Regions from separate parts of the Homo sapiens genome. Here region 1 is linked to region 2. The links are chromatin loops, found by intact Hi-C in ENCODE. Cell type or tissue: IMR-90. All regions are shown on one strand. Each heading gives the region's core, and the rest is flanking DNA. Links, peaks and the distances in the headings are about the cores only. Region 1 has its middle 120 kb from the start of DIAPH2. Region 2 overlaps LOC105373294 (a long non-coding RNA gene).

What was found. A loop is a pair of places that touch in the nucleus more often than their neighbours do. Peaks named below come from ENCODE experiments on the same cell type or tissue, not always from the same donor. Only the 100,000 strongest peaks of a DNase experiment are listed, where the experiment ranks them.
Region 1: a loop joins it to region 2, with 4 times the contacts of the local background. A loop is called at or near these places in 4 of 110 quality-filtered maps.

Annotation. Positions count from the first base shown.
Region 1 is chrX:96,555,581-96,572,208 of GRCh38, forward strand. No RefSeq gene overlaps it. Among named protein-coding and RNA genes, the nearest start is that of DIAPH2, 120 kb to the right of the region's middle. In IMR-90, for the core only: no CTCF peak of the experiment used is centred there; a DNase peak (open chromatin) is centred at 8,361.
Region 2 is chrX:96,364,869-96,381,496 of GRCh38, forward strand. The region is part of intron 1 of LOC105373294 (a long non-coding RNA gene); the gene reads right to left. Among named protein-coding and RNA genes, the nearest start is that of DIAPH2, 310 kb to the right of the region's middle. In IMR-90, for the core only: a CTCF peak has its summit at 8,080 (motif pointing right); a DNase peak (open chromatin) is centred at 8,113.

The DNA.
Region 1 (16,628 bases), core at 4,530-12,529, 190 kb after region 2:
AGAATTGAAAGGAATTTGGGGAAAAAAATGTAGTTTAGTCACTTTCATTTTAAAGAAGGAACAATTGCTCAGAGAGATTGTGAAAAGCTTAAAATGATATAGCTAGTAAATAGTAGAGCTCAACCTCGAATCAAGTTCTTCTGACTTCCTATTCAGTGCTCCACATTGCTTGTACCAATCATTAGGTGTTGACTAAATGAATGAACCCAAAATGATTACTGAGTTCCTACTGTGTGCTTACCAACATGGTATGTGTTGAAGAAGAAGCTAAAGGTTTTTTTTTTAAATAAGAAAAAGGATTTTTAAATTTGAAATCATTAAAATTTATGTAAAATTTAAAATTTATATAAAGTTAGTGTACAGTAGTTAGAAGCAGTTAACAAGTAGTATCAGAATAATATATGAACAAGTATTCAATGGCCAAAGGGTGTTGACTAATGAAGAGAAAAAGGTAGGTCAGAAGAACTGGATAGAGCAGAAGTAGGGAAGAATCTACTATCTGCTCCAAAGCTACTAGACACAGTTCTAAGGAGCCATTCTTTGACAAGGCCACGTGTTGCCAACAATATAACAGGAATAAAAACATATTCTATATTCACCTTCCTCACAGGGTACATATAGAAAAGTTGATGAGAGATAAAATTTGCTAAGGAATTTTAAATTCCTTCCCCCTAAAAAAAATAGCTGTATTCACCCTTGATGTATAACTATTAAAATTCCTGCCAAAGCATTAAAAAGTAGGTTAACTCTAAGATTTTAGATTTTGCTAACATATGATAAATATTATAGTCTCTTTTTTTCTGGCGAATAGCACATAACTCCAGAAAAACAAAATAGAGAAGCTTTGAGCAGAAGTCTTCATCCAGGTGGAAGCATTTAGTACCACAAATTGCTTTAAATTAATAGTTGTTACAAAGAGACTAAGATGAAAATGTATATTTAGCAAATGATTTGAGGCAACCAAATGAGAAAAAAGGAAAAATGGGCAAGTAACATTACTGTTTGGTTTTACTCATTTAAAATAAAATGATTATACTACAGATGTTAAATCCGCAAAGGTATATAACCTGTTTCAAGAAGAAATTACATCATCTGTTGAGAAATTTTAAAATACATTTTTATTGCCATTAAATCAGTTTTTAGCATAAATGCATCCTTTTTTGTCTTTACTTTTTTGATTAAAAATAAAACCACTGCTGTGTTCCCTTAGAGCCTAAAATTATGCTGACACATAGTAGGAACCTATTAAATATTTGTTTAATTTTGCTATATCAGGCTCTTTTCTCCCTCTAAATGTATTAACATTTAATTTTGATTGTTGCTTAGGCCACAAGGGCTACACAAAGAGACTAACAGCAATTTGAAAACATACTTTCAAAGTCACTGCATAAACAATACTAAAATTAGATATAGTCTTGTGGAAAAAAGCCATTTCTCTTCTTCCTGTGGAAACATTAGGGATTAAAACTTACAAGACCTTCCAGAGCCTCAGTGTGGGTCAGAACAACCAAAAGAAAGAGAAAGAGAAAGAAAGGAAATAGGGGAAAAATAGCACGTTAGCATGACACAGAGTAAGAGGATCAAATATCACTCTATATCGCTAACCCTCAGAGTAAAGTGAATAAGCCAAGCAAAAAGATTATAAATACTGTTCCTTAAGAACAGAAAACTGAAATTGAGGCTACTGCCAACTTATATTCCTTACGCACTTGGCTTAAAACATATTAGAGGAGTTTGGAGTTGGGATCACTGGCTTTGAATTCAGGTAGTCGGTAGTATGCCTTCTGGTTCTGTACTTTACTAGATGTGAGACTTTAAGGTTATTTTGACATTGGAGACAGTATCAGTAATAGCAGCTATTAATAAGCATAGCCTTTTTAGCTTCTTAAGTTACTATTAGTGTTTAGATTGTAAACATCCATGATGTTTAGTCCTAAAAGGCAATTTATTTCTGCCTAAAACTAATACTCACACCATAGGTACTATTGGCCTACCAGTAAAACCTTGTTAGAATATTTTAAAGCAAAATTTGCATCACACTAATAATATCTCCCAAGTCAGTGCAAACAAAAATCATTGCTCAAGTCTGATCAATTTCCAAAAAATAAACATAAATGAGTGCCTACTATGTGCCAAATGCTTTTCAAGGCACTGGGAATACAGCAAAAATAAGACTCCATACTTTCCCTTAAAGTAGCTAATAATTTGGTGGGAGAAAATCTGTATAAACATTTATAAAGGGGTAGTGAGGAGGTCCATTATTTTAAATTCAACATGTCATTTGGCAGAATAAAACTTAGGATCAGAAATGGGTCTAAACATCCTTGGCCCCACTTCCCATAGTACTGCTAACTACAATTGGAGATTGTAAGTAGGTTGTCATTAAAATGCAAGCCGTCTAAATTCACTAAAAACAATTACGTTTAGAAAATAGAAAAGAGTGATATTCCATATCACAATAATGAAATCAACCACCCTTTAAATTCTAAAAGTAACAGCTAACATAAAATTAGCATTTCGTTTTTTTAGAGTATACAATTTACAAGGAACTGTACTTTATATAATCTCATTTGACCCCCATAAATCCACAATAAAGCAGCCATTCTTTTGCACATTTTCTAGGTAAGGAAATTGAAGTTTCAAAAGGTAAAATGAGGAGATTGAGTGGATATGGCACACTGAGAAACAGAAACTGGTGCCCTCGGGGATCAGAAAAAGTAAGAAATGCCCAAAAGATGAGATGACAGAAAGAAGAAGGAAGGGAAGAAGGGAGGGGCAGCCCAAAGGTGCACAGGAAGGGCTCCTGAAGAGTGAGAAGAGCTTCAGGAGTGCTTCTAGTGCAGACATGGCAGAAACTTAAATATAAACGGACCATAGGGCAACCAAATGATAACAGGCTTGAGTCCCACAAGAAGCAGCCAAAAAGTTTGACCCCATCCTATTACCCCAATCATGGCTTTGGATCAGACAGCAAACAGCAGAGTTGCTTATGTTTCCTGTCTTCATTTGGTCTCCTCCACACTCTTAAGACCACCTAATCAGCTCCCAGCCCTCTCCTCAAGTCCACCAATACTGCTCTCATTAAGAGGACTATTGAACTCCAAATTGCTAAATCTATAATTAATTCTGTCTTCATCTTACCTAACCTATTAGCAGGATTGAACATGATAGCTGACACCTCTTGTTGCATATCCAAGAGACAGTTCAAACTCAACATGTTCAAACCTGAACTCCTGATCTTCTCCCAAACCTACTCTACCTGCAGCCTTCTTCATCTCAGTGGATGGCAATTTCATCCTTCCAGTTGTTCAGGCCAAAAGCCTTGAAGTTTTTTTAAAATTACTTATTAAAATAAGTATATATATCAAAAGTCTAATGTTTGAAGATTTCTTACAAATTGAACAAATCTGTGTAACCAGCCCAAGATCAAGAAAGAGAACTTTACAAATACTCCCCAAATCTTCCTTAGACTGCCCTCTTCCAGTCACTAACTCCCCCTAAATAAAACGAATAATATCTCTCAGAATGCAATGCAAAGGACAATAAGGAAGAAAAGTTAGGAAACAAGGAGTATATATCCGGAAGTTCCAGCATTTATCTACTACAAATGCCAAATGAAAAAGAAGAGTTAAAAAATGGATAGGAAGTAATAGATAAAGCAATAATCAGAGAATATGTTCCAGAACTAAAGTAAGACATGAGCCCTCAGATTTAAAAGCCCCATCAGGTGTCAAGCAGGATGTATGAAAAAGGACCCACACCTAGACACACTGTGGTGAAATTCCCGAACAATAAAGAAAAAATTTACTGATAGTTTCCAAAGAGTAAAACACATTGCCCTATGTCATTGATTCTTGCACCTTGCAGTGAAAATTCAGATGTCATTGATTTTGAATTTTCATAGGCAACATTGTGAAAGAAGAAGATGGGACACTATTTACAATAAGAAAATAAGATTTTCTTCAAAGTTCTATATCATCTTTATATTTATGTTATGTTATTACAAAAATATATTAAAATGTCTGCATTCCAAAGCAAAAAAGGTCCATAATCCCATCACCCGACCAAATCAATGTTTTCATTTATCCAGGTTTCCTTCTAGTTCTTGTTTATCTGCATATTCAAAGTTCACACAATTGCAATAGTATTAAAGGTAGAAATTATATTCTACTTGCTTGCTTTATAATATACCATGAGAATTTTTCTATTTGGTAGCCTTTCTTTGTTTCTTATCTTCCGCCACCTCTTCTTCTCTCTCATTCCTTCCCGCCCCTACTCAGGGTAACCAATGTTAACCTGATGTATATATTTCCACAACTCTGTGCATGGTCATATAAACATATATCTACATGTTGCTTCTTTCCTTTGTGAGGGTTTTTTTTTAATTATGTCAGTTTAAACTCATTTATCTGCAACTTGTTCTCACATAACAGTACATCATGAACTTACATCTCTCAAGGTTGATACTGTTCATAATGAGTCCTACTCATAATTTTTATTAGAAGAAAAATATTTCATGATATTCAAATTTAAGAATAATTTCAGATTGTTTCCAGTTTTTTCTGCTCATAATATTCAGATTGTTGCCAGTTTTTCTAGTATAAACATTAAATAGTATTATAATGAACATGTTTATACATATAATACACTTTTTTTTTTTTTGAGACAGAGACTTGCTCTGTCGCCCAGGCTGGAGTGCAGTGGGATGATCTTGGCTCACTGCAGCCTCAAACTCTCAAGCTCAAGCGATTCTTCCCCGCCACCCCACCCCTGTATCCCCGTGCCCAACTACCACCCCCACCCCCTTCCAAGTAGCTGGGACTACAGGTGAGCACCACCATGCCTGGCTAATTTTTGTATTTAGTAGAGGCGGGGTTTCGCCATGTTGCCCAGGCTGGTCTTGAACTCCTGGACTCAAGTGATCCCTCCACCTCGGCCTCCCAAAGTACTGGGATTAAAGGTGTGAGCCACTGTGCCCGGTCTATAAATGTATTTCATATACATTTTTAACTAGGTAAAAGTGCCCAACATGAGATTACTGGATCGAAATATATATTTACATAGTTTTTAAAAGCTTTTGTTCCTTCCTGTAAGAAATAGCTAAAAAAAAGGAAAAATATAAAAATGTTTTTGTATTTTATTTTAATAGGTGATATGTAATATGTACATGTGGGGAAAAAAATCAAACAGAAAAAAAATTCCTATCAGTCCTCCAATTCCCCTCACCAAAGAGAACTATTATTAAAATGTAACTTTCCAGAGATATTGACACAAGTAAATATACTTGTTTTGAATTGAATTTTCCATTCAAACAGTTACAGCCAGATTACTTCCCTGAAAGGCGGTGGCAATTCAAAATCCTACTTGCGATACATCATAGTGCCCTTTTTCTAGCTAAGTGGTCAGTACTGTTAGCACACTTAAATTTTCTCTGTGTAGTTAAAAAATTGATATCTCATTGTTATGGTAATTTGCATTTTCTTGATGACTAATGAAGATGAGGATATTTCCATTTATTTATTGGCCATTTTCATTTCCTCTTCTTTTTAATCCTTATTCACACCCCTTGCCTAATTTTTTCAATTGATTACTTTTATGTTACTTTGCAGAAACTCTTTGTATACTACAGATATTAAAATGTGGTACATATACACCATGAAATATTATGCAAACATAAAAAGGAATGAGATCATGTCCTTTGCAGGGACATGGATGGAGCTGGAAGCCGTTTATCTTCAGCAAACTAACACAGGAACAGAAAACCAAACACCGCATGTTCTCACTTATAAGTGAGAGCTGAACAGTGAGAACATATGGACACGGTGGGGATGTGCAGAGAGCATTAGGGAAAAGAGCTAATGCATGCTGGGCTTAATACCTAGGTGATGGGTTGATAGGAGCAGCAAACCACCGTGGCACACGTTTACATATGTAACAAACCTGCACATCCTGCACACGTACCCCGGAACTTAAAATTAAAAAAGAAAAAAAGTTTCTGTTTGTAAAATATGTTGTAAATCTTGTCCCATTAGCTTTTGAATTTATGATTTTTTTCATTAAAAATGTAATATTTTGTGTATTGTAATATCTATTATTACTTATCTAATTTCTATATTTCCTCCATGGCTTAAGAAGGTTTCTCCAACCCCAGACTATAATATATTCTCTCAAGTTTTCCTTTAAAATTCCTATTCTTTTGTTTTCTATAAATAATTTAATATTTAATTTTAATACATTTGGAGTTAGATAGGGTGTGAAATAAGGATTCAACTTTGCTTCTAGATGGATAGCCAAATTTACCCACACTGTTAAATAGATTTTTATTTTTTTCCACAGAACTGAAATTTTACTTTGTTTAATTTCTAAATTGTTATATGTATGTTAGACTCTCCATTCCCCTTCATTTAACTGTGTGGATATTCTTGCAACATTACCACTCCTTCAATTTTTTTTTTCAAAATTTCCCAACTCTTCTTGCTTATTTCCTCTACCTCTTAAAATTTAGAATCAGCCTGTCAGGCTCCATTAAAAAATTCTATTGGGCTATAATTGGAACTGCACAGGATTTACAGATTAATTTGATGAGAAATGTCATCTTTATAAAATTGAGCCTTTTCATCTAGGAATTTGGCATATTTCTCCATTTATTCAAGTTGTCTTTTTTTGTGGAGAAACTACTAGCAACACTGTTACAGCTATTTGGGAAGACAATTTGGCCATATCTTATTACAGTAGACGTGTACACATCCTCATGGCCACCTATTTCTTCTTATGAATCTCGAATTAAATCTATACTCAAATATGACCTACAGTATTGTCTATAGTAGCCACAAAAAAGAAAAAATCGGAAATAACCTAAGTATCCATCGATAGAGAAATACAGAATGTATCACCATGCATCTTCTGAATAATTATGCAACAATTAACTAAAATGAGGTAGATCTACATGTTTTGATATGAAGCAATAACCAAGACAAATCATTAAGAAAACAAAGTACATTATTGAGTACACATCACCAAGCTAATAAAATGGTCATTTCAATGCAAAGGATTGATGTGGAAGATGAGGTAAAGAGCAATTTTCACATTCTATTGTTTGACTTTTTTCCAATGAGAATTCATTCATGTATTATCCATGTAATTAAAAATAAGAACAACTTACAAAAAATGTTTAAAAGCACAAGTGATTTGAAAGTATTATTTTTAACAGGCCACACATAATAGAATTTCAAGATCCAAATGTTCTCACATATTGCCCAATAAAATGGTGCAATTTATCCACTACTTAGATGCAATCCAAAAGAAACCAACCTCACAAATGTATGTAAAAGTGACAGACTGGAAACAATCATATTAAGAAGCAGGTAGTTGTAATAGAAAATGGTAGCTAAACTCTAGGAGAAAGGAAAGAACTCCTTCTCTTGGCCAATCAGAATCCATCTTTAGTTAATTGGCCTTCTTGTATAGGCAATTTTATTAGAAAACAAACCATTCCTTTTACCTGATATATATGTGTAACATAGTGGTTAAGACTTTGGAGTCATGGATTTGATTCCTGCTTCTGCCATTCACCAGCTTTATAACCTTAAGCATACCTGGTATTTAATTCATTGTTCTTTATTTTTTCTGATCTGTATAATGTAGGCACCTCATAGGATTGTAGGGAGAGTTAAAGGAATTACTATCTGTAAAGTGCTTAAAGTGGTGCCTGCTGAAAAGTAATTGCACTCAATGTTAGCTATTATCAATATTATTAGTATTTGTTCAATTCAACAAATATTTATTTTCTAGCCACCATGTGTCAGATGCTCTGCTAGCCATTGGTAATACAGAGGTGACTAAGAATCAGTCTTTGTCATCAAAAAAGCTTACTTAATGTGGAAAAAATAGACACACGTGTCCATGTCAATGCAATGTGATAAGTATTTGAAAAGAACAATTGCTCAGTGCTCTTAGCATACAAAGGGGATTCACTCAACCCAACAATGGGGAGGGAAAAGTGGAGGAGTAGGGTATATTTGATATGGAAAACTCAAATCACAACTTCCTCTCTATTCCCTTTTCTCATTAAGAGAGAGAACATCCTTGGTAGATTATTTACTCCTCTCCAAACCTAAAAGTGACTCACCAAAATTTATGTCAGGACAAGATATTCTGATTTCAACTCTAGCTTGGCAACCAAGAGTCACCATTATAAGACATGACAGAGTTGCTCTGCAGGACAAGTTGGGAAACAACTACAAAATCATGTTGTAAACTTCACAGGGAGTCAAGATTTCACAGGGTGCCAGCCTTTCATAACATAGTTTCCACATTCAGTGAGCATTTTATGGTAAGCTTCCAAAGATTGTGTTTCACAACAAATAACTAAACTCTCTGCCAAAGACTTGAGCTTGTATAAACTCAAGATAAACATGAGTCTGAATTGCATCTCTACTTAAAAAAAAAAAAAAAAAGACATGACGATGGCTTGTATTAACTGGCATATATTATCAAGGAAGTATTAGGTTACTCTCCAACCATAGGTCACAATCTTACAAGAGCCAGACTGAATATTTAAGAAAGAGACATAAAAAATCTGATATTGATTAAAAGACCAACGTATAAGACTGGAATGGATTAAAGGAATACGGAAAGCTTTCCAACTAATTCAGTAAGTACTACCCGCTCTGAGACAAGGAAAAATAAGTGATTTCTTGCCCATAAGAGCTCATGGTCTAGTCGGAAAAACAAAGTGCACATACAGAAAATTGAACGCTGTCAACTCTTAAACAATATGAACATAAAGTCTAGGTTTGAGCAATTGGGATTTTAGCTAGATTTTTAACAAGGATTATACATCTTTTGTGAAAAACTTATAATGACCTTTCAACACCTATAGGAGAAATCTGGTTTTCTCACTTTATTCCACACTGTATCCCAATAATCCCCTGGTCAAGCTAGAAAGGCTTAACAGTAGGCCTCAAGTTTCCCATCTGAAATATTTTTCTGTACAAATCCTAACCATGGGTAACTATATTAATCCCATCTCCTCCATTAAACTTTTGTAGCTATAGCACCCTATGCTCTGAACCTCCACTGAATACTCCTACCACTTATCAGGAGTCTCCAGTCTGATATCCTTTGGCAATCCCCACCTCTACCACAAAAAATGGGTCATGATTGAAGAAAATTACAAAATACTTCAAAACGGAAGCACACAGTCACCTTATATGGCCCAAATGACTCACAGGCCACCAACAATTGACTGCATCTTAATTGACCTAGTTTATGTATCTAAGGAAACAAGAGTTGACCAAAACAAAAAAGAGAAAACAAATCTCAAAAGCTAGAGGTGGCATTGTCCAGACAGCACCTTCCTGGGGAGAGGGAGGCTTGGGCCCTGGACTTAAGTATTTTCTATTCCCTAAAGCAAAGCATCCTTCATATGGAAAGTATACAGATGCTTCTATCTAACAGACTTCACATATTTCTGATCCCACTGGTGCCAGCATTTCCTACCTACTGGTAGAAACTCCGGTGGATGTGCCCCCACCACAATCTGCATTTTTAAAGTCAGCTTTATTGCAGTATAATTTACATATTGTAAAAATCACCCATTTTAGGAGTATAGCCTATGAGTTTTGACAAAAGTATAATCATAATCAAGATACAGAATATATTATTTAACTTCTTATATACATTTGTCAACAAGGAGGAAATGCACTATTTATAAAGGCATGCTTGTAACAATTATTTTTCACTAAAAAGATACTTTTGTATTAGCTTAGCTAGAATGAGTCCATACTTAATGAACTGACAAAATCCTGAAAAAAAGAGAAAGAAGATTGTCCTCTCAGACCTAAATTATATCAACACAATATATTCGATCAGAATTCCAAAAAGTTACCTAAAGAGGCAGAATATTTCACAGACCTGCAAGCCTTCTTGATTATAACCTGATTGCAAATATTGTATTAACAGTGTCTCAAGCAACAGAGAGGTTGGTTTGATCAGTTATTTTCTAGATGAGAGCTACTCAAAGTGTGATCCTTGGACTGGTGCCCATATCAGAACTGTTTGGTATGGGCCTATGATGAGATATGTACTTAAACTAAGAATAATCAGCTGGGCGCAGTGGCTCACGCCTATAATCCCAGCACTTTGGGAGGCCGAGGCGGGTGGATCACCTGAGGTCAGGAGTTCAAGACAAGCCTGGCCAACATGGTGAAACCACATCTGTACTAAAAATACAAAAATTAGCTGGGTGCGGTGGCTCACGCCTGTAGTTCCAACTACTCAGGAGGCTGAGGCACAAGAATAGCTTGAACCCAGGAGGCAGAGGTTGCAGTGAGCCAAGATCACGCCACTGCACCCCAGCCTGGACAGCAGAAAACCAAAAAACTAAAAATAATCAATTAGAACTTTTATTGCAATTTGACAAAGTAATTTTATATTAATTGAACCTAATACTAAAAATGGATTTGTATTTTTATGTCTTTGTTTTTCTATTTATTTATTTTTATTGTATTTAAAAGGAACTTGTTCAACAGGAGAATCTCTCAAAATAATATTAATACAAATTGGCCTGAACTATGTGAAGAGATTATAATGAACAAAAGTAATGTCTTAGATAATTTCTCAAGGTTGCTTTTATTTTCAACCCTATGAATTCACCAGATGACCTATTTTTATCCAGATACAGGCTCTATGCCTCTAATAAAAAAGTTCTTAGAAGGAAGCATAATATTTTGTTTTAAAATAATTGATACTTCAAATTATATTTTTGTGCCCAGTAAAAATACATTGTCTAAAATGAAGATTTTAAGAGAATCATTCACTGTAATGGATGACTAAGATTTAATCCAAATGTGATGACTTTAGCCTTAGGTCATATAAATATCTATGTGGGCATTAATACTTAAAGAGTTAGAGGAAGGAGAATAGGTTATAAATATTGCAGAGGTAGAATACGAGGAATGTTAAATAAGTGAATTACCAGTCTTCATTACAGCAGCAAAATTGTTATGTAAGGCCACATGCATATATTAATTTTAGTCAATATTTATTGAGTACCAACTACGTGTCAACAGTTGTGAAGCATAAGATGAATCAAACATAACCCCTGCCTTCAAGGAGCTTATACTCTGGTAGAGTGTAAGACATGATGAATGAAATAGCACAACAGGTTAGTCAAATATTACTGCAATTCAACAGACTAAATTGGTATTTTCCAAAAGCTATCAAATGTGCCTTACAAAAGTTAGTCAAGTAACTATTTACACATTTTATTGTTAATGTATCTCCCCAGAGTAGAAGAATTGTTGTCTTTGCTAAAGAAAAAAAACAACCTCTTAGGAGCAACATGAAGTTAATTAAGCTAATGTGATTGTCTAAAAAGCATGTCTAGTGGAAGAAATGTAACTGAAAGCAAAATGAAGAACTTTCAGACCTAAGAAACTCATTCCAACATGTTCTCATCTGGTCTCAATATGGAATCAGTCCGCAGTTATTTTAAAAACTGTTTAAGATTCGTAAAAGTCACACGACTGGTGGGAAAATTCTTGGCAGTTGAAATATTTACAAATGCAAAGTGAATCATGTTGTGAAAGTACTATCTGCAGCTTCCTTAATTAAATCAATTGCATATTGATTTATTCATTAAAGCTAAAATGTAAAGTGTATGATAAGGTCACTCCTTTTGGGTACTTAATGGATTTATTAACCGTGAAAATCACCATTAAGAATAACCTTTTAAAGGCCAAGTTAATATGACAATTTTGATTTTTTAAACCACACGTTGCATTATTTTCAGCTTTCTCAAATCGGAGTACTTTGGTCTGGTCCTTATAATGTGGTTAAGTCGGTGTAGCAAACATTTGCATCTGCCAGATCTAACTCAGGGTCACCAAGATTTTCTATCTGTCCCAATGCTTGTCATACATGAGGCCCAGAAGCCAGACATAATATATCTTTTGGTCATTCTCACTCAAGAGCTGGTCTATCACTCAAGGCTTCTCACCAAAGCCTGAGGGCCTTGACTGATTCAACAACAAGAGCTTCCCTGCGTTGTCTCTGTTTTGGTACTCACTTACTCAGATTAAAATTTTTACTCTGATTTATGACCCTGGCTTTTGTTCTATGTCCCTAGTATATTAATCCCATTTCCTGGGCCTTAATCATTATCAAATTGCATTTCTCCCTGTCTTCTCTTGCCTGATACCTTGATTCCAGTAAATCACTTTGTTTCTCTAACCTAAACCTCAATCTTTGGGTTACATATGTTCCAATTTCTGCCACATGTTATACTGATCAGAATTTTAATGATAAAGTTCATATTCATTCATTCATGTAACAAACATGTATTTACCTGTGCAAAGCACTCTCTTAGCTTTAGTGATACAAAGATGAATGAAACAAAATCCTTGTACTCAGGAAGCTTGCAGTCTAATGACAGATACAGAGAAATAAACCAACAATTGGCATAGAATATGCTATAAAAGTATTATGTAAAGGGAGCCATGCAAACGCAAAGGGGGATACTAACGAAGACTTCTAAGAGAAGATGATATTCAAACTGAATCTTGAGGGCCAGACAGGAGTTAGCAAGGCAGAGAAAATGATTAAGTAAGAAGGCAGGGAGAGTGTTCCAAGAACAGGAAGCAACATATGTAAGCAAGAGACAGCATGGCAGATTGGAGGAACTACAAGTGGTTTAATATGACTGAAACATATTTGTGACAAAGTGGTGAAATGTAAGACTGGTTGCAGCCAGATGATGAAAAGCCTCCTTGTACTCTGTTCTATCTAGATGAAGGGAACCCACTGAGACTGATTAACTGGAGGAGTACTATATTCAGACACGTGTTTTAGATTACTCTCCAGGATTGTGGAAGTCAGATTAGAGACAGGTGAAAGAGGGTGAACCGAGGAGACACTTACTATAATTCAGATAATATGTAATGAGGGACCAAAATAAGATGGTAGCAATAGAAATGGAAACAGGAGGATGGAAGTACAAGAGTAAGAGATATTGTAGTATGAGACCATATAGAACTTGACAAATCATTGGACACAGGAGAAAAAGTGTAAGCTAACTCTGAGGTTACATATCAGAAGAAATTATAGGTGAAAGTTTGATGCAGCCGATGGCTTCTTTAATGATGTTGAGTGGGTGGCAGTATATAGGGTGGCAGTATATAAGCATCAAAGTGGAGATACCTAGCAAGCAGTTGGGAATGCATTTCTGTGGCTCAAGATGAGAGTTGTGGTTGGGATAGATGTGAGAGTTATCTTCATAGAGGTTATAGCTTATAGGAATGGATATGGAGAGTAAATAAAATCTGAAATTATTTTTAAAGGAAAAATGAAATTCCAGATAAGGCTAGAATTTCAGTCAGTTTGACATTTTTGACATACAACATGTACAGTGTCAAGAGGAAAGTTACTATCTTATCCTTTCATTTCTAAAAGGTTTCAACTCATTCTTTTCAAAGTATTTCCTCTTAGTCCCATGTGATCCTCCTCACAAATGCCCTTTGAGATCGATAGACGAGTATTATCCCCTTTATAAGAACTCCCTTGTAATCATAGTACCTGTTTCTTCCCTCCGTCAGACACCTGATGCCAGACAAACCTAAAGACCTTTGCCCTGCTGCCACCCATGCCCCAGCATGACACTCATTTTATAGGTGTAAGGGCCAGGGCACTAAGTGTTCAAATGTTTGTAGGAGGCCACACAACAAACCAGTGCAGGAAGAATGTTAAGAACTCAGGATTACTGACTCCATGTATAGGGCTACTTGCACTACATTTTATCATGAACTCTCCAGGAATCCACCTATTTCACAAAGCAAAGCAAAGAATACTATCAATATTGGATTTAAATATACAAATATATAGCTGTTGAAATATACTATTTATAGACATATGACAAAAAGGTGAAAAAAATTAAACACCTCATTACTAGTATTTATTTTCAGTTTTTCTCTCTCTTTTTTTTTTTTTTTTTGGATACAGGGTCTGGCTCTGTCGCCCTGGCTGGAGTGCAGTGGCCTGATCTCGGCTCACTGCAACCTCCACCTCCAGGGCTCAAGCCATCCTCCCACCTCAGCCTCTGGAGTAGCTGAGACTACAGGCATGCACCACCACACCCAGCTAATTTTTGTATTTTTTGTAGAGACGGGGTTTCACCATGTTTCACAGGCTGGTCTTAAACTCCTGAGCACAAGCGATCTGCCCACCTTGGCCTCCCAAAGTGCTGGGATTACATCCATGAGCCCCTGCGCCCGGCCTATTTTCACTTCTGATGAGTTACATAAGTAACTCTAAACTTGAAATCAGTTCCCATATGAAAGTCTCTGACATAAAAAGAATATTCATTTTAAAAAATATGGTAAAGCTCCTAAAATTAAATGACTTTAAAATTTTTATTAAAGTGCGGCCGGGCGCAGTGGCTCATGCCTGTAATCCCAGCACTTTGGGAGGCCGAGGCGGGCGGATCACGAGGTCAGGAGATCGAGACCATCTTGGCTAACGTGGTGAAACTCTGCCTCAAAAAAAAATTATTAAAGTGACATAGTATACTTTAAAAATAGCTTGGAAGTTCTCACAAAAACACAGAAGGCAAAAACTACAAAAGAGAGAGGTTCTGTCTGAAAATAAGGAGGTAAGGTTTTGCATACTGTACAAGGTACATGGAAGAAAAGGGGGAAGGGTGTATAGGCAATACTAAGATATCTTCCAATAATTTGGAAATTATTCTTACTCTCTAATAGTTACACTATAAAATCAAGGCCTAATGGACCAGGTCATAGATAAACAAGACACATTAAAGAAAAAGAATGTCTCCCAGGCTAGAGCAAGGCTAACAAAATATATTAACATATCTAAAGAATGAGTGAGTCCCTGAGAAAGTGGGCTTAGTCAGACAGGAAAGTTTAGGAAGAAGAGAATGACAAAGGCCTTGACCTGGGCATCCCAGCACTGTCCAGGAGAGAAAATGTTAGGGCCATAAGACACTTTCATCTCTTTCACAGCTACATACCTACTCCAGAAGTGGACACATCACTCCTTCAGAGTGAGTTGTCGTTACACATGAATTTCATCAAGAAACAGTTCCGTTTCTAAGCTGAAACTTAGAGGAGCATGCAACACTACTTGTGTGCTCCTCAAGTCCCCCTCCTGTTTGGTAGGGCTTTCTATGGGGAGAGAACACTTTGATCATGTCAACATGAGTGTTCCATCCACTGTGAGATTTGTATTTTTTGTCATAAATAAATTTTTTGTCAATCTGAATTCTTTCTTGTAAATTTAGTCAATATGAGTTCATCTCTGGGCCACAGAGCCCATCTCCAGGTATAGACAAATCAGATTTCTGAGGCTAACTTGGTAATCCACCAACACCAACCTTGGAAGTGCCTTTTATTCACACTTGAAGGGGAAGAGATGTACAAAATCAATACCTTAGTAATTGCTATACAAGCTACACAAAAAGCCTGGGTAAGTGATGGCATAGTGTGTTTCATTGATAAAAATGTGGTGCCCTTGGAACCAACCCAAATGTCCAACAATGATAGACTGGATTAAGAAAATGTGGCACATATACACCATGGAATATTATGCAGCCATAAAAAAGGATGAGTTCATGTCCTTTGTAGGGACATGGATGAAGCTGGAAACCATCATTCTCAGCAAACTATCACAAGGACAAAAAACCAAACACCACATGTTCTCACTCATAGGTGGGAATTGAACAATGAGAACACATGGGCACAGGAAGGGGAACATCACACACTGGGGCCTGTTGTGGGGTGGGGGGAGGGGGGAGGGATAGCATTAGGAGATATACCTAATGTAAAATGACGAGTTAATGGGTGCAGCACACCAACATGGCACATGTATACATATGTAACAAACCTGCACGTTGTGCACATGTGCCCTAAAACTTAAAGTATAATTTAAAAAAAAAAAAGAATTCCATGGTGAAAAAAAAAAAAATGTGGTGCCAAGAAGCAAGAATGGTAAGCTTACAAAGACGGTAAGTTTACAAAACAGTTTTCAGATATTGTTCTCTTTGGGCTGAGTCTGATTCCCAGATATAGAACTTTGCCTACTATCTAACTCAGTTACACATATACTGATGGTCTGACCTCAAATATGCTTATATAGCACTGTGTGAACTATGTGAGTGTGTACATTCTCCTTTTCTCCTCCCTTTCTCTCTGAAAAGTGGACCAGTAGAACAAACAGATGTTTCAGAGTTACACAGATGTGGGTTTGAATCTCAATTCCACCACTTCTCAGTTTCTTATTTTCTCTTTGTCTCTAAAATGGAGATAATAACAATATCTCATAGAACCATTGTGAAAATTAAATGAGATAATATGGGTATAAGTACCCAAAAGTAAGTTTCCTTCCTGTTCTTTTCCATCCCTTGGCCTGTTCAATTTAAAAACAAACACACATGCACCTTATTCCATATAACCATAAGTTTTATGAGAGCAGAGATCAAAGCTGATTTTTGTTTACCACTCAGTCCCTGCTTTATGGCTTTTAGTGGGTCATCAAATATATTTTGAACTATAAAGTCAGATTGGTTAAGAAATTGAGGTTCTGTTTAATTGAATTTTCCAGTCAGCTTAGGGATC
Region 2 (16,628 bases), core at 4,614-12,613:
TCTGACAACAAAGTGTGTAATTAGAACACTTCTTCCTTGTTATTATGTTGGCAGTTTTCAAATCACAGTATATCAATTTCCAATGATCCAGCCACTGTTCCCATATTATCAACTTAAGGCATTTAAAGCTAATAACCCACTAACTAAATTATTAATCAATTATCAATTCAGTGCCTATATGCCAGTCACCATGTTAGGTGCTAAAGATAGAGAAGTAAACAAGGTACATTTCTTTTCCTCATACGTCTCAATCTGCTTGCAGAGGGGCCCATATCTTCACTCTCCTTGCTAGACAATATGAAAGAGGCTGATCCACCATGGCATCCCCAGAACCTAATGCATGGTTGATATACATTGATTGTTGAAAGGATGAGAAATACAAAGAAATAATAAGGTGAGTGGTGAGAATAAGGGACCAAGAGACTTCTGTTACTATAAAGTAATAAGACTGGTTTTATTGTGTTTTGTGTTGCTCATAAACTATCTCCAAAAGCAGTTTAATAGAGGTTTAAAAAACATTTGAACTATGGCAATATTATTTAAGTGATTATCTTGTCCCAGTGTGATTACTTTTAAGGAAAATACTCATTTAAATATAGAAGTTATGGCACATTTGTCACAAAAGAAGTATTGTTACATGATTGTACTCAAACCTTAAGATTGCTTCTAAAAAGAAAAACTAGTATCCTAGTGACAGTTGCAATCTACCACTAAATGACCACATGCAGAACTTGTACATAAGATGGAAAGGGTTTTTTTCTGTGGATTTGGGATCAAGTTCAGCCCTGTGTAACTTTAAGTATGGCCAAGCCAAGGCTTTGAGGTTTTCTGACAGTGAGAAGCAGGAACATGGTAAGGTATCAAAGGATGAAAATTTCAGTGCAAATCAAGGTTTGTTCATAAGGTCTGCCCTTGCATAACATCAGGATGTGAATGAAACGGCTAGTACTGATGAGATGGGAGCTCAACTTAGCCTTTCTGTTTGAAGGCAGCAGAGGAGAAAAGAAATTATTTGCTACATGGCAATTTGCATTAGCAAAAAAGCAGCGGCTTCTATGATTGTCTCCTAAGAAATTATCAAATGTCCCTAGGTAACCCCCAAAACACTTCTTTAAAAATGCCTATGAAAATCTCCCCTAGGCAGAATATCTGAATGAATCTATTCTAATGAAGATATTACTTCCAATTCTGATTTATTTTGTCATCAAAATAAAGTGGAAATTATAAAGAGTAAGCTGAGAACTATAATTGTATTACTAAACACAATTTTCTATATTATTCTTTTTTATTTTTCCATAAGTTATTGGAGTACAGGTGGTATTTGGTTACATGAGTAAGTTCTTTAGTGGTGATTTGTGAGATTTTGGTGCACCCATCACCTGAGTAGTATACAGTGAACCCTATTTGTAGTCTTTTATCCCTCGTCCCCCTCCCATCCTTTCCATCAAGTCCCCAAAGTCCATTGTATCATTCCTATGCCTTTGTGCCCTCATAGCTTAGCTCCCACATATCAGTGAGAACATACAATGTTTGATTTTCCATTCCTGAGTTCCTACACTTAGAATAGTCTCCAATCTCATCCAGGTTGCTGTGAATACCGTTAATTCATTCCTTTTTATGGCTGAGTAGTATTCCATCAGGTATATATACCGTAGTTTCTTTATCCACTCATTGATTGATGGGCATGTGGGTTGGTTCCACGTTTTTGCAACTGCGAATTGAGCTGCTATAAACATACGTGTGCAAGTATATTTTTCGTATAACAATTTCTTTTCCTCTGGGTAGATACCCAGTAGTGGGATTGCTGGATCAAATAGTAGTTCTACTTTTAGTTCTTTAAGGAATCTCCACATTGTTTTCCATAGTGGTTGTACTAGTTTACATTCCCACCAGCAGCGTAGAAGTGTTCCCTAATCACCACATCCATGCCAACATCTACTGCTTTTTGATTTTTTGATTATGGTCATTCTTGCAGGAGTAAGGTGGCATTGCGTTGTAGTTTTGATTTGCATTTCCCCGATCATTGGTGATGTTGAGCATTTTTTAATATGTTTGTTCGCCATTTGTATATCTTCTTTTGAGAATTGTCTACTCATGTCCTTAGCCCACTTTTTGATGGGATTGTTTGGGTTTTTTTACTGATTTGTTTGAGTTTGTTGTAGATTCTGGATATTAGTCCTTGGTCAGATGTATAGATTGTGAAGATTTCCTCCCTCTTTGTGGGTTGTCCATTTACTCTGCTGACTGTTCCTTTTCCCGTGCAAAAGCTCTTTAGTTTCATTAAGTCACAACTGTTTATCTTCGTTTTCATTGCATTTGCTTTTGAGTTCTTGGTAATAAAATCCTTACCTAAGCCCATGTCTAGAAGGTTTTTCCAGTGTTATCTCCTAGAATTTTTATCGTTTCAGGTCTTAGATTTAAGTTCTTATCCATTTGAATTGATTTTTGCGTAAGGTGAGAGATGAGGACCCAGTTTTATTCTCCTACATGTGGCTAGCCAATTTTCCCAGCACCATTTGTTGAAAAGGGTGTCCTTTCCCCACTTTATGGTTTTGCTTACTTTGTCAAAGATCAGTTGGCTGTAAGTATTTGGATTTATTTCTGGGTTCTCTATTCTGTTCCATTGGTCTATGTGCCTATTTTTATACCAGGTTACCATGCTGTTTTAGTGACTATGGCCTTATAGTACAGATTGAAATCAGGTAGTGTAATGCCTCCAGATTTGTTCTTTTTGCCTAGTCTTGCTTTGGCTATGCAGGCTCTTTTTGGGTTCCATATGAATTTTAAAATTGTTGATTAATCAATTTACATGCACTTTTTTAAAAAGTCTTTATAATATACAAGTTTATAATTTTAGTTAACGAAGTATGGTGTCTATGGTAATTTCCAAAAAGAGTGGGAACAGATTCTTGGTTAGGAAGGCCACATTATTTGATTGGAAACGTCAGTTTTAACTTAAATATTTTCGCTTACAGCATCATTTCTAGAATAAAATCTAACATATGCCCGGCAGTTTCTGTTTCATGTTTTGAAGTTAAAAATAAGTCTTTTAATATCTAAAACTTATGTAGTCATGCACTGCATAATGATGTTTTGTCAACATTGAATAATCTTATGGGACACTGGTCCCGTAAGATCATAATGGAGCTGGAAAATTCCTATCACCTGGTGACATTGTAGCTGTCCTAATGTCAAAGAGCAATGCATTACTCACATGTTTATGGTAGTGCTGGTGTAAACAAACCTAATGTACTGTCAGGCACATATAAGTGTGGCACATACAATTATGTATAGTACATAATACTTGATAACGATAAACAACTATGTTACTGGTTTATGTATTTACTATACTATACTTTTATCATTATTTTAGAGTGAATTCCTTTGACTTATTAAAATAAAAAGTTAACTGTAAAACAGCCACAGATCCTTCAGGAGGTATTTCAGAAGAAGGCATTGTTATCATAGGAGATATGATATTGCCCATGAAGACCTTCCAGTGGGACATGACATGGAGGGAAGACAGTGATATTGGTGATCCTGACCCTGTGCAGGCCTCGGCTACTGTGTTTGTGTCTTCATTTTTAACAAAGAGTTTTAAAAGTTTAAAAAAATTAAAATATTAAAAATAGGAAAAAAGCTGTTGGAATAAGGATATAAAGAAAGGTTTTTTTGTAAAGGTGTATGATGTATTTGTGTTTTAGGCTAGGTTTTATTACAAAAGAGTAAAAAAGTTGGCCAAGGGTGGTGGCTTATGCCTGTAATCCCAGCCCTTTGGGAGGCCAAGGCAGGCGAATCACCTGAGGTCAGGAGTTCAAGACCAGCCTGACCAATATGGAGAAACCCCATCTCTACTAAAAATACAAAAATTGGCCAGGCGTGGTGGCGGGTGCCTGTAATCCCAGCTACTTGGGAGGCTGAGACAGGAGAATCGCTTGAACCCAGGAGGTGGAGCTTGTGGTGAGCCGAGATGGTGCCATTGCACTCTAGCCTGGGCAAAAAGAGTGAAACTCCGTCTAAAAGAAAAAAAAAAGAGAGAGAGAGTAAAAAAGTTTACAAATATTTAAAGGTTATAAAGTAAAATAGCTGCAGTAAGCTGAGGTTAATTTATTATTGAAGAAAGAAAAATTTTTTGGAAATTTAGTGTATAGCCTAAGCATTTATAAAGTCTACGGTAGTGTACTGTAATGTCCTAAAGTCTACGGTAGTGTACAGTAATGTCCTAAAGTCTACGGTAGTGTACGGTAATGTCCTAAAGTCTACGGTAGTGTACGGTAATGTCCTGATGTCATCACATTCACTCACCACTCACTCACTGACTCACTCAGAGCAACTTCCAGTCCTGCAAGCTCCATTCTTGGTAAGTACCCTATACAGATGTACCATTTTTTATCTTTTACACAATATTTTTACTATACTTTTTCTATGTTTATATATACAAATCCTATTATCTTACAATTGTCTTCATTGTTCAGTATAGTAACATGCTGTACAGGTTTGCAGCCTAGGAGCAATAAACTACACCTATATCTAGGTATAGATATACACACTATACAACTATGCACACTAGGCTATATCTAGCCTAAGTGTGTAGTAGACTATACCATCTAAGTTTGTGTAAGTACACTGTTTGCACCACAACAAAATCACCTAACAATGCACTTCTCAGGGCATACATAACTCCATCATTAAATGACACATGGTCAAAAGCAAGAAAATAAATTTCTCTGAAAAAACTTGTTCTTATAACCAAATTGATTTAGTTGTATATTTTATACCTCTTCCTCTTCTGTCACCCTCTCCTTCCTCATTGTCATGCTATCTCTTCTCCACATCCCCACTTCTACCTCACTTAACAAGATATAAAACATCCCTGACCAATATGCTCTTTGGCATCACTGCCTGATTTATTATATCTTTTCTCCTTCTTCACTAACCCAACTGATTGAAGCCCCCTCTATTTAACAGTAGATAGCTCTATTTGATTGCAGTCCTCTCCATTAATGAGAAGGCATAGCATTCCCTAAATTATTTCTACCTTAATGAAAAAAAGGCTGAAGCATTTTGGCCCTAACTTTGAAAGTGAAAAGAGCTTCTGGAGTCTGGAATCAATGCCTTTCCGAGTGCCTCTTCCTTCCTTTTTGTCCTTCCTTTTCCTCACTCATACATTCAACAATTTTTTCATTGTTAAATATGCCAGGGGACTATTCAAGGCACCAGGACTACAACAATGAACATGACAGACAAAAATTCCTGCCTTCATGGAACTTACATTCTAGTTGGGGATACAAGCAATAACCAAGTTTAGAAAAAATAAAATATTTTATATTTTACATAGTAATGCATGCTAAAAAGAAAAAATAAAGCAGGGAAGGAGATATGAAGTGTGTGTGTGTGTGTGTGTGTGTGTCTGTTTGTGTGGGGGAGGGCGGGGGGGGCAGGTTGAAATTTCAAATAGGATGGTATACAAGGCCTCAATGTAAAGGTGACATGTGAAGAAACATCTGATGGAGGTGAGGAGAAAGTCAAGCAATTATTTTGGGAAGAGATTTCCAGAAAGAGGCAAGATCTAGTTAGGATACTTTTCTAAAGATAATTCCTTGCTCCACGGAAATTTGAGGGTTGTGACTGAGATAAACAGAAGTATTTATCCAGCAAGTAGTAAGATACTCCCCATCACCTGCAGTAACCTAGGCCTGTCCCAACTCCTCCCAGAGAAATCATAACTCCTTAAAGTCTGCATTAAAGGGAGTTGTCCTTGCCCCCAAAGACACTCATAGAGATAAGTACCAAGACCCTCTCTCTGTCATTCCATATTAGATCATTGTTTTCAGGTAGCATTTTTCAGCATGCAATTTACGCTATCACCTATAGGCTATGTGCTGTAGATAACTGTTAATTAGACAAAGACCCTAATCTTCCACTTGTCCAAAGATGGAGTAAGTATCCAGGCCAACAGGCTTGTTTTCTCTGAAAAGTACTAATTAAGTTGGGCCAGAAAGCTTCTCAACATACGAGAGAACCCAGTGACCCCTCAAACACAACTTGACAAAATGTTCAGGGCGTGATTGTAGCTTAGTCATTAACACAAACTAATAATAGCACATATACTTACATGTACTTTTTGTTAAAACTGTTGTCAACACACTGAAAAGTGTGTATATAAGAAAAATATCAGGTATCAATTGCAGATGAGCCTTGGGGTTAAAAATATGTGTCTAGAGAAGAGTAAAGAAATCAGTGGTTTATAAGTTTCCCTCACTCCCCCATTATTCTTAAAAAAGCTTTGTGATAGAAGAGATTTAGCCAATTTGAGGATTTTTTCCCTGAAAAAAATGCCACTTCTAGTTTTTCTTCTGCCAATTAAATTATTAAATTATTATCTTCTGCCAATAAATATGTGGGTATAATAATCTGTAACAAAATTTTTTAAATCGTTGATTGGTTTCCCAGCAACCACAGAACTTCCATCTCTAATTATCTCTTGGTAATCAAATGTGAAATCACTAGATTAAATGAAGAGGAGAACACATATTTAACTCCAGGGTAAATATAGCAACATACAATCAAATCCCACATAATTAATCTAAGAGTAGAAAATGAAATCATATACCTTGTCCAAGATCACATAAGAGATTCTGACAAAGCAGAATATACCTAGAAGAGTGAACATGAGGTTCCAGTTAACTGAGCCAACCATACATTGATAGTCTTTATCCTTACAGTATGACTTTATGTTTTATGTTTCCAGGTAGAGAGACAACAATCTTAACCGAGAAACACTTCTCTAATGAGGAGTACTGCACAGGTATAAACTGTATTGCTTCAAACCTATGTCATGGCTCAAAAAAGGTACCATACTGTATGCTCAAAGGCACTGAAATAAAATGAAAACACAAATATATTCCAAGTCACGTAGTTGCAGAGGGATGAAATGAAACCACTGCTGCACTAGTATGTGGATTAATGTTGTCTTTTGCTGTCAATTCCAGCAAACACTACATCAAATTTGTAGCTAGGGCTGATTCATGTTATAATGTTCACTCTCAGATCTTTGTCTCCAGAAAGCCTACTCCACAGTTTATGAAGCTGGATAGACAAGAGTTATGCATAACCTCAGAAAAGCTAAGGGGCATCACATTCACTGGTATGGATCAGTGGTCAAATAGTTAATTATTTTGCTCACAGCAAAGAAGGAAGATTTTTCCATTTGAAGATTTTTTTACCCTATATACAACAGATTTGGGGAATGTACTGTATACTGTGCATCAGTTGGTTTAAAAAAATTACTGCAATCAACCTCCTAAAAACAGACATTGCAAAGGCTTATTACATTATTTTTAATACTTCTAAAATTCTATAAGAGAACAGATACAGTTCAGTTAAAAACAAACTCAAAATCCTAGGAGTATGAATCATTAAACATGCATACATAATGCCCAGACATCCCCTGAAAACATTGGGATTAAAGAAAAGAGGCTATGGTTTCTATAGAGAAATGCAAAAATCAAAAACACTTTTATCTGAAGTACAGGCTACCAGAAGCATAGGCTTAAGGGATCCTAAAGCAGCATAAATCAGCCAGGCAGACTGAAACCAACTGACCTACCTGTCAGGACCAAAGCAGAAGGCACTGCCGAGATCTATGGGGGAAAGGGGGAAGTGCATGGGGCCAACAGCATGCCACAGTAAATGCACTGTCGTCCTGCTGCACTGCAATTGCAGAATGGAGCTCAGGAAGACGGAGAAAGATGTTTGCTGCTCATCCACTTAAATATTAAGAAGTAGCCAAATAGTTCTCATCTTAGCCCTATGCTTGGCTACCAAGGAATGCCGTGGTGTATATCAATACCCATGGGTTACATCTCCGAAAATAACCCCAGTTGCTTCTCACAGAGGCTGAATAGACCTTTTAGAAACTTTGGGCCCAGCTATAAACCTTAAAAAAGGTAAAAATTTAAACTATATATATTTCCTACAAAGGGTTTATGTTTCGTTTGGTGGTGGTTCCTGTTGTTTCTAGCAGTAATAACTCGGCTGCAGTAATCCTGCAGCCAAGAAATTTTGCAACCTTCCCACTAGGAGGAGCTACAGGAACACAAGGATCAAGATTTGAAATGCTAGGGCTCTGGTTGTCAGGCTATAGTTTATGAGAAAACTATTTTCCAATTTACTTCAAGTAAGCGCTGGTCAGAACTATTTTAGAGCCCCACAAATGCAATCCAACTAATTTCAACCAATACCGTTTAAGCACCTACTGTGAGCAAGGCTCATTGCTAGATGTAATGAGGGACATGAAGATAAGTGACCCACAATACCTGCTCTCAAGTAGCTCATAAATTAGTGGTGGGGAGAGGGGGAAGGAAGGACAGGTGGCTACAACATATTCAGAACTACCTGTATTACAGCATGGAGTGTGATAAACTGCACAATGACGAATCTGAAAATAAAGCGACATTGTATTGATAAGGAGGATAAATCATACTTGGGTTGGGGGAAAAGTAGGAATTAGGAAATAGTCTCATGGACACCCTCAGCACTGTGAGTGATGGGAAGCATGCAAGTGCTTATTATATAATCTCAGAAATAGAAACCATTCAAGAGTTTAGGACCTTCTTTTGCTAGGTGGTTTCCGAATGCCCAAAAATAAAACAGATGGTCTCTGCCAATGATAGAAAGTTTCCATATGGCAGGTGCTTGGCTCCAGTGGATGCCTTGAGAGGAGGCCCATTGCCCCACACATTGTGTCCTCCACAATGAAATAGAGAAAACCATGACTTATATGACTATGATGTTTAATTGTATGTGTCATCTTGGAAGGTGTTTCTGAATCAAGTTAACATTTAAATCAGTGAACTGTGCATAAAGCAGACTGATCCTTGTAATGTGGGTGGGCCTCTTCCAATCCGTTGAAGGCCTCAATAGAACAAAAAGACTGGCCTGCCCAAACAAGAATGAATTATCCAGCACACTGCTTTCAGATTTTATGTGCACCATCAGCTTTCCTGGGTCTCTAGGCTGCCAGCCTTCCTACTGGAACTGGAATATCAGCTCTCCTAGGTCTCAATCCAGCTGGCCCACACTCTAAATTTTAGGCTTGCCATCCTCCATAATCATGTGAGTTAATTCTTTTCCTAATAGGATGTGTATGCATATAGAAAAAAATTTTTCTATATGCATACATATCCTAAGGAAAAGAATCTTATTGTCTCTGTTTCTCTGGAGAATCTTGACTAATACAAAGACTTTCTGGCATGCAGCTCATATTTGTGTATAAGAGTATTATATGATAATAAAGTATAGTAACTACAGTCTCTCATCATATGTGGTTCTTACTATGAAACCAGCTAAACAGAAATATTTCTCTGTTGATCTTAGTCCCCCAAGAGTGGAAGAGTATATCTTGGACCACAAGTCAGCCACATTGCCCCTCTGTCCCTCTTCCTGCCCAAACATTCATCTCCCCTTTATATATGGGCAAAGGACTACCCTTGCAGAGGGTTAATGTCAAAGATCTCATCTGTCCTTCTTGCAATTTTCCAAGAAATGTGGCTACCATATAACATATAGGTCCTCTTTTCAATAATGAAAATGCTTCTTTATGAAAAAAGCCTGCATTTTCTCTTGCATTGTCCTGGATATGCAAAATAAATAGATGCAATAAGTCAATTCACTAAATTTAGGCATTTTGTGACATATTCATTTTGTGGGCATGTGAAAGAATGTGTATATTTCATGCAGAGAAGAACAAGACATGAAGAAGCAGTAGGAATGGCGATTGTGGATGTGGCTCTAGAGTCGCATAGCCATGAGGACCATTGCCTTCTTTAAAAGTTATCTCTGGCTTCTTCTTCCTATTTTTCTAACCATTTTGTCAAGGTAGAATTGACATATAAAAAGCTGTACATATTTAATGTCTACATCTCAATGAATTTGGGGACAAATATATACCCATGGAACTATCACCACCATCAAGACCATAAAAATATTCATTATCTCCAAGTTTCCTCCCTGCTCCTTTATTATTATTGTGCTGTGGAGTTTTTCATTTGTTTGGGGAGGTTTTCTTCTGGTAAGATCACTAAGATCTATCCTCTTAGCAAATTTTAAATATACAATATAGTACTGTCAGCTACAGGCACTATGCCGTATAGTAGATCTCCAGAATTTATTTATCTTGCATAACTGAAACCTTTAACCATCCACTGGAGAATAAGGTCCTGCTCCTTCCCTCAGGTGCCTTCTCTGTGCTGTACCATGTTTCTCAAAGTGTGAAATATAGGTAGATACCTCAGACCACAAAAGCTCCAAGGTTCCAGGGCTCAAACTCAGATCTACTGAATCTGAATCTTGAAGCATGGGCCCCAAGAATCTACATTTTTTAACATACCACTCACATACATTTAATGCACCCTGCACCCTAAAGGTTGTTCATCACTACCCTAGCCCACAGGCAGACTTACCATGAAACTAATGAAGCTTTAGGTCCCCCAACTTGCCCAGGTCCCTTCTAAGAATCTTCACTAATTTTTTATTGGTAAATGTTTATTTTTTTTATTTTTATTTTTTTTGAGACGGAGTCTCGCTCCGTCGCCCAGCCTGGGGTACAGTGGCCCGATCTCGGCTCACTGCAAGCTCCGCCTCCCGGGTTCACACCATTCTCCTGCCTCACCCTCCCGAGTAGCTGGGACTACAGGCCCCTGCTACCATGCCTGGATAATTTTTTGTATTTTTGGTAGAGGCGGGGTTTCACCGTGTTAGCCAGGATGGTCTCGCTCTCCTGACCTCATGATCCACCTGCCTCAGCCTCCCAAAGTGCTGGGATTACAGGCGTGAGCCACCGCGCCTGGCCAATGTTTATTCTTTTTTTAAAGATCCCTTCTCTAAAGTGTTTAAGTATTAGGTACCACAATACCTGGATGCACCCCTGCTTTGGGCCATATTTGCAAAGCAAGTCAAACTCAAATTAGTTAAATTATTAGATGATAAAAAACCTTATTATGCCCCTCTCCTTGGGGCATTTGCATTTTAGCAAACATCTTTTGAGAAACTGAAATCTACAAGATTCAAAGGTATAATAAATTCCCCAACAGAGGAAATTCTGGTACTATGCCCAGCATTGGAAAGAGTAGAGGCCCTTACTAGCACACCTCAAATCAAACTGGGGTTGCAGCAGACCTTTTGCCTTCTTTAGAGGCTGGAAATAGACCCTCAAATCCAGAACCTATTCAAGGCAGTTCATTAATATGAAGCTATTTGTGCCTGCTACCCCTTCTTCCATCCTGCAAAATACTAAGGAAGCAATGTGGAGACAGGCTTAATGAAATTATATTCTCAACTGGTAAGTCTGCCTGCAGCCAACTATGACTTTCTTAGAAAAGAAAAGTAGAAGCCATCTCTAGCAGTATAAATTAGCTGGATGAGAGGGTGACCTGTGTTCTGAACAGATGTCTCAGCTTACCAAGGCTGACATTAACTCAGACAACTGAAACATACCACCTCACAAGTTAAACTCTTAATTAAGAGGAATTTTGTCCTTGAAAGGTTAACAGAGGGAAGAGAAGAAGGCTGTGACATTTGTAAACTCTCATCGGGAAAAGGACCTCCAGACCTATTGGTGTGAGTGATGTAAACAGGACCGTTAGACAGTGCATTTATGTAAACATAAGATTTTCTTTGTACTGAAAAAAATGCTATTACTGAGAGAGAACTGAATACAAAAGGAAAATTTGGGGATTGAAAATAACATTTGTGGTACTTCAAGGAAATGATTTAATTTGACTTTAAAAAGAGAATTGTATGGAAACTCACTGCTATTACTTAGGTTTTGTTTGAAATTAGATTTGGGTTTCTATTTGCACTGACAGCATACCATGGTGACCAGGGTGACAAAAAGGTGTCCTTTCCACTCTGGCCACCATCTTAGCACCCTAATATCTAAGATTTGCTAAAATGGCTCAAATCCAACCATCTCCATTTTAATATGATTATTGATGCATCTTAATCACTTCGCAGACCTTAACAAATTAAGTTACATTATTTTTGCTTTGTGTGTTACAAAACACATCCACTTTTCCATATTCAAAAATAATATGACTGCACAGTTAACAGAACTTTTGTTTTAAATTTTATTTCTATTACGGCAGCATTCTCCATTCAAACTGTGTTCCATGGATCAAGTGTCTGGCATGATATTGTTATTTTCTTTTTCTTTAGAGACAGGGTCTTGCTCTGTTACCCAGGCTGGAGTGCAAAGAAGTGGTCATAGCTCACTGCAGCCTCCAACTCATGGGCTTAAGCGATCTTCCCAAATTAGCCTCCTGAGTAGTTGGGACTACAGGCATGCGCCACCATGCCTGACCTTTTTTTTTGGCGGGGGAGGGGAGAGAAAGGGTCTCACTATGTCGCCCAGGCTTGTCTGGGACTCCTGGCCTTAAGCAACCCTCCTGCCTCGGCCTCCCAAAGCCTTGGGATTACAGACGTGATGGCTCACGCCTGGCCTGGCAAGATATTATTAATAGAAAACCACTCTACCACATATTTACAAACATTCAAAGAGTCAATGATCAAATAAATTTGGAAAAGAGAGCATAATCTATCTCCATCTAGGAGAGTCACATTTCATATTAGCACATGAAATACTATGATAACTTTTGTAGCAAAGAAATCTATTTAACTTCACGTAACATAGGCCTTCTTGCTCTAAAGTCCCATTTACTAACTTCTCCAGGTTTGCCCCTCGGCATTTGGATGGTTTGGTATTCATGCCTTGGCACAACATATACAGCCATGGTAGAGCTGTGCTCCTAAGTCCTACTCCAGCCTTATGGAGCTCATCTGAGCTTTCCCCAGCTTCCACGCCAGGGAAGAAGGATCAGAGAACTGATCACTCATTTACATAGAATCTCCCTATGCCCAACCTCACATAGCCACATGACAGCTGGATGCAGTTGTTTAAACAGCCTGTAGATAGAAAACAGATTGTTTCTCTGTGGGAAAGAAAACCCATAGGAGACAGTGTAAGAAAAGGTAAACTGTTTAATTTGTGTTATAAAAACTATATAAAATGCAGGTTTGAGATTTATGGACAGATCAGGTGATGGATTTGGTAGTTTAAACACCCATTATCGTGCTTCCTATGATAGAACCAAACCAACATTATGGCTTTATGTTATAAAAAACTGAACAAACTAACCTTCCAGTTTCTAAACAGAGCTGAGAAGTATACTGTGGGAGACCAAATGGAAAACACTGCATGGTAAGCCAATTAGCCCTTCACCATTTATTAAAAACAAACAGCCAGTTCTGGATTAATTTCAAAAGTAGATGAATAAAAAGCAGTATCATACTTACTCCTGTTGTTACTTTAGACTTTTTCAAACTCAACTCTTGAACAGTTGGCTCAATAGTCCTGATATTGATTCTATCCTTTGACTTGGTGTTTGTGTGTGCTTTTCTAAATGTTTTAACTCCAACTTATTCTCTACGGAATTTTACTCGGCTCTCCATCCCTGCTTTTTTAAACTCATTTTAATGAGTTGGACAGGAAATGCCCTGCTTCATCTCAAAACACACAGTACCCAACCCTCACATTTCCCATTAATCAGTGGCCATCTGGGCCAGCCCTCTCCCATAACAAACTTCAAAGGAGAAACAAAAGGAGGGTGGCCAAAAACATTATACCATACTACTACCATTTTGGTAATAGCCCACCTAAAATGACAGGGTCAGATTTGGAGAGCAGAATCCCATGAACCACTTTGGGAATTAAATCAGCAAAAGCAATCAAGTGGCAATTAAGTGGTATCAAGCTCTAACCCAAGAGCTCCCAATCTCTGTACCATAGATGCCTGAGAGACTAATCAGTTCTTACAAAGATTTTGCCAATCCATATATATAGGAATCTGCTAGCTGAATAATAATATGTGCTACTATTGTTGAATATATGCAGGTGCTTTTATGGTTATTAATGAAATGTAAATTCATTAAAATAACACTGAATTAATAGAAGATATATGACATCATAACAGAAAAACAGAAAAGGAAAGCTATTTTCTTGGTGGCAAGGGTAAATGGGGAGTTGTTCCAAGAAGTATTTTGATACATACAAGAAATCTTCATCCTTGAAAATGTTGGGAACAGCTACTCTAATCTATTGAGATAATGGCAAAAGTCAACTATTTAACAAATGCATTATCTGATAGATTTGTAGACAATATATTATACAAAATGTGACAAAATGCACTTTAGTCTTAGTGTAATAAAAAAGATAAGAAGCAAAATACAATTTTGTTTTAAAGAAACTGTGGACATAAGGCCCCTAGGAAATGCATGGTAAAAATTGTTAAAAGCCTTCTGCAATTGCATAATCAAAAATCATTTCAAAGAACAAATGTATTCAAATTACTATGACAACCCAAATGCTACGTTTGTAATTTAGGCAAGTAAAATCGATACATTTTCTAATTAATACCTTCCAAATACTATTTATCCGTATAAATGTCATTCATATGGAACTACTCAATTTCCATTCTTAGTTTTTGAGAACTCCACTATATTTTCTGATTATTCCAAAGACTTTCTCATTAATCTTGTCTCTTATGATTTATTATACATTTCTTTCTTGGCATGAGGCCAACCACAATTGCAATGGTTAACTTATATAGAAACTTATAAATATCTGATTCTAGATTTCTATTTCAAACTCTGTCTTTCCTAGGTCTGGCTTCTTTTAATGAAAAACTAAAGAGAAATGGGGGAAAGCTTGAATCTACAAAGTGAATAAACAAGGAAATTTTAAAAAGATAGAAGTGAAAAACTGCAAAGGAATAGAGAAACTGTCAGAAGAATAAATCACAATATGTGGAATATGTGGAAGACCTTTGGACTCTACGGTTTCATACACACACAAACACACACACCACACACATACACAAAAGCACACGTACTTCAGTATAAGGGAGGAGAGGCCAAAAAACAAAAGGAACTTGTATATGAGTAAGGACTTTTAAGTATGCATATAAAGTATGCATATATTGTGGCCACCATTGTAATTCATATGATACGTGAAGGTTAAATAGTGGAGTGTAGCTTTCTGAAATGTATCTTACTTGAAAACAAGTTTCCTAATATATTTCATCAAAACACACTTTAGACTCACATGAAAATCTTAGCTCTATATGAAAGCAATCTATAACAGGTACTCCACTAGAAGGCAATCCAGTTATTTTTCTTCTAGCTACGTGTTTTCCTTCCTGCTGAACCTTTATTGTTAAAGAGAATTCAGGCCAAAAAATAGTTTGTGAAAAAAAAAGGAAGCCAACTGGTTTTGTAAGCTATAAAGGTTAAAATGCTTCTATGAAACATTTCCCCTAGAAGCTTTGTAAGCAACACTTTTCTCCAAAATTTTATGACAGCTGGTACAGCATGAAACCATATGCCTTTTTATATCTCCTAAATAAAAATGACTAATTTGACTTATTAGCACTGATTCTCTGGAGACAGAGCTAAGAGAGTTCCCGCAGATTTATCTGGTTCTTATTATATTTTAACAATGTCTGCTTTTACTGCAGAAACAATTATGCTAGCCATCTGTTTGCAAATATTTGTGAAGTAAATGATGAACTTTACCTTTATGCACTTTGGATAGCTTTAAAAAATAGAATATGTTGGGTGATTCACATCACAAAACTCTTCAGAGTTATATGATATTACCTATGAGAGAAAGAAGATGACATACCCAGAGTGGATTTCAAGTAATAAAATCACCAAATGTTAGAGTTAGAAGGACCCTCAGAGACCTCTACTGTCTAACTCTTGTTTTAAAGCTAAAATTCTATGGTCCAAAGAGGTTAAACAACTTGACCATAGTCACAAGGCTATTTGCCAACAGAGATAAAACTAAAAGAGAAGTTTTCTGACATATCCAGTATTATTTGCATTAACCCCATCCTCCCACTGAGAGCCCTTTCTCTCTAGAGAGACACAACTGTGGAACTACAGCAAATAATGCCCAGAAATTTAAATCAGGATTGAAAGTTCCTTAAGAAATTCAAGATTCTAACTTGCATAGCACTGGCATATTGAGAGAGGGCCTGATCAGAGGTGACTGCTCACCAGATATTCTAAGCAAGAAGTACACTACAGAATAGACCCTGTCTATCATGAGAATCTGGTGTCATTTCTCTTCAGCCAAAGACTACCAAGAACATACCTGTAGCTGAATAAATTGAGCCCATTATTTGTTGCAGTGAGAAAGAACATACATCAAGGGAACCATGGGCATCTCAGAAAGAAGGCATTAGAAAGAATCTATTAAAGAACTTGGGATTAGGCTGCATAATTTTGGGCAGGGTCTAAGGAAAAAGAAGTTCTCTCTAGATGGGATGCTATCAGAAAGTGGGGTCGAGTCTATGATTGCGTATTGTATTAGTCCATTTTCACGCTGCTGATAAAGACCTACCCAAGACTTGGCAATTAACAAAAGAAAGAAGTTTAATGGACTTACAGTTCCACGTGGCTGGGGAGGCCTCACAATCATGGCGGAAGGCAAGGAGGAGCAAGTCACATCTTAAATGGATGGTATCAGGCAAAAAAGAGAGAAACTGTGCAGAGGAACTCCTCTTTAT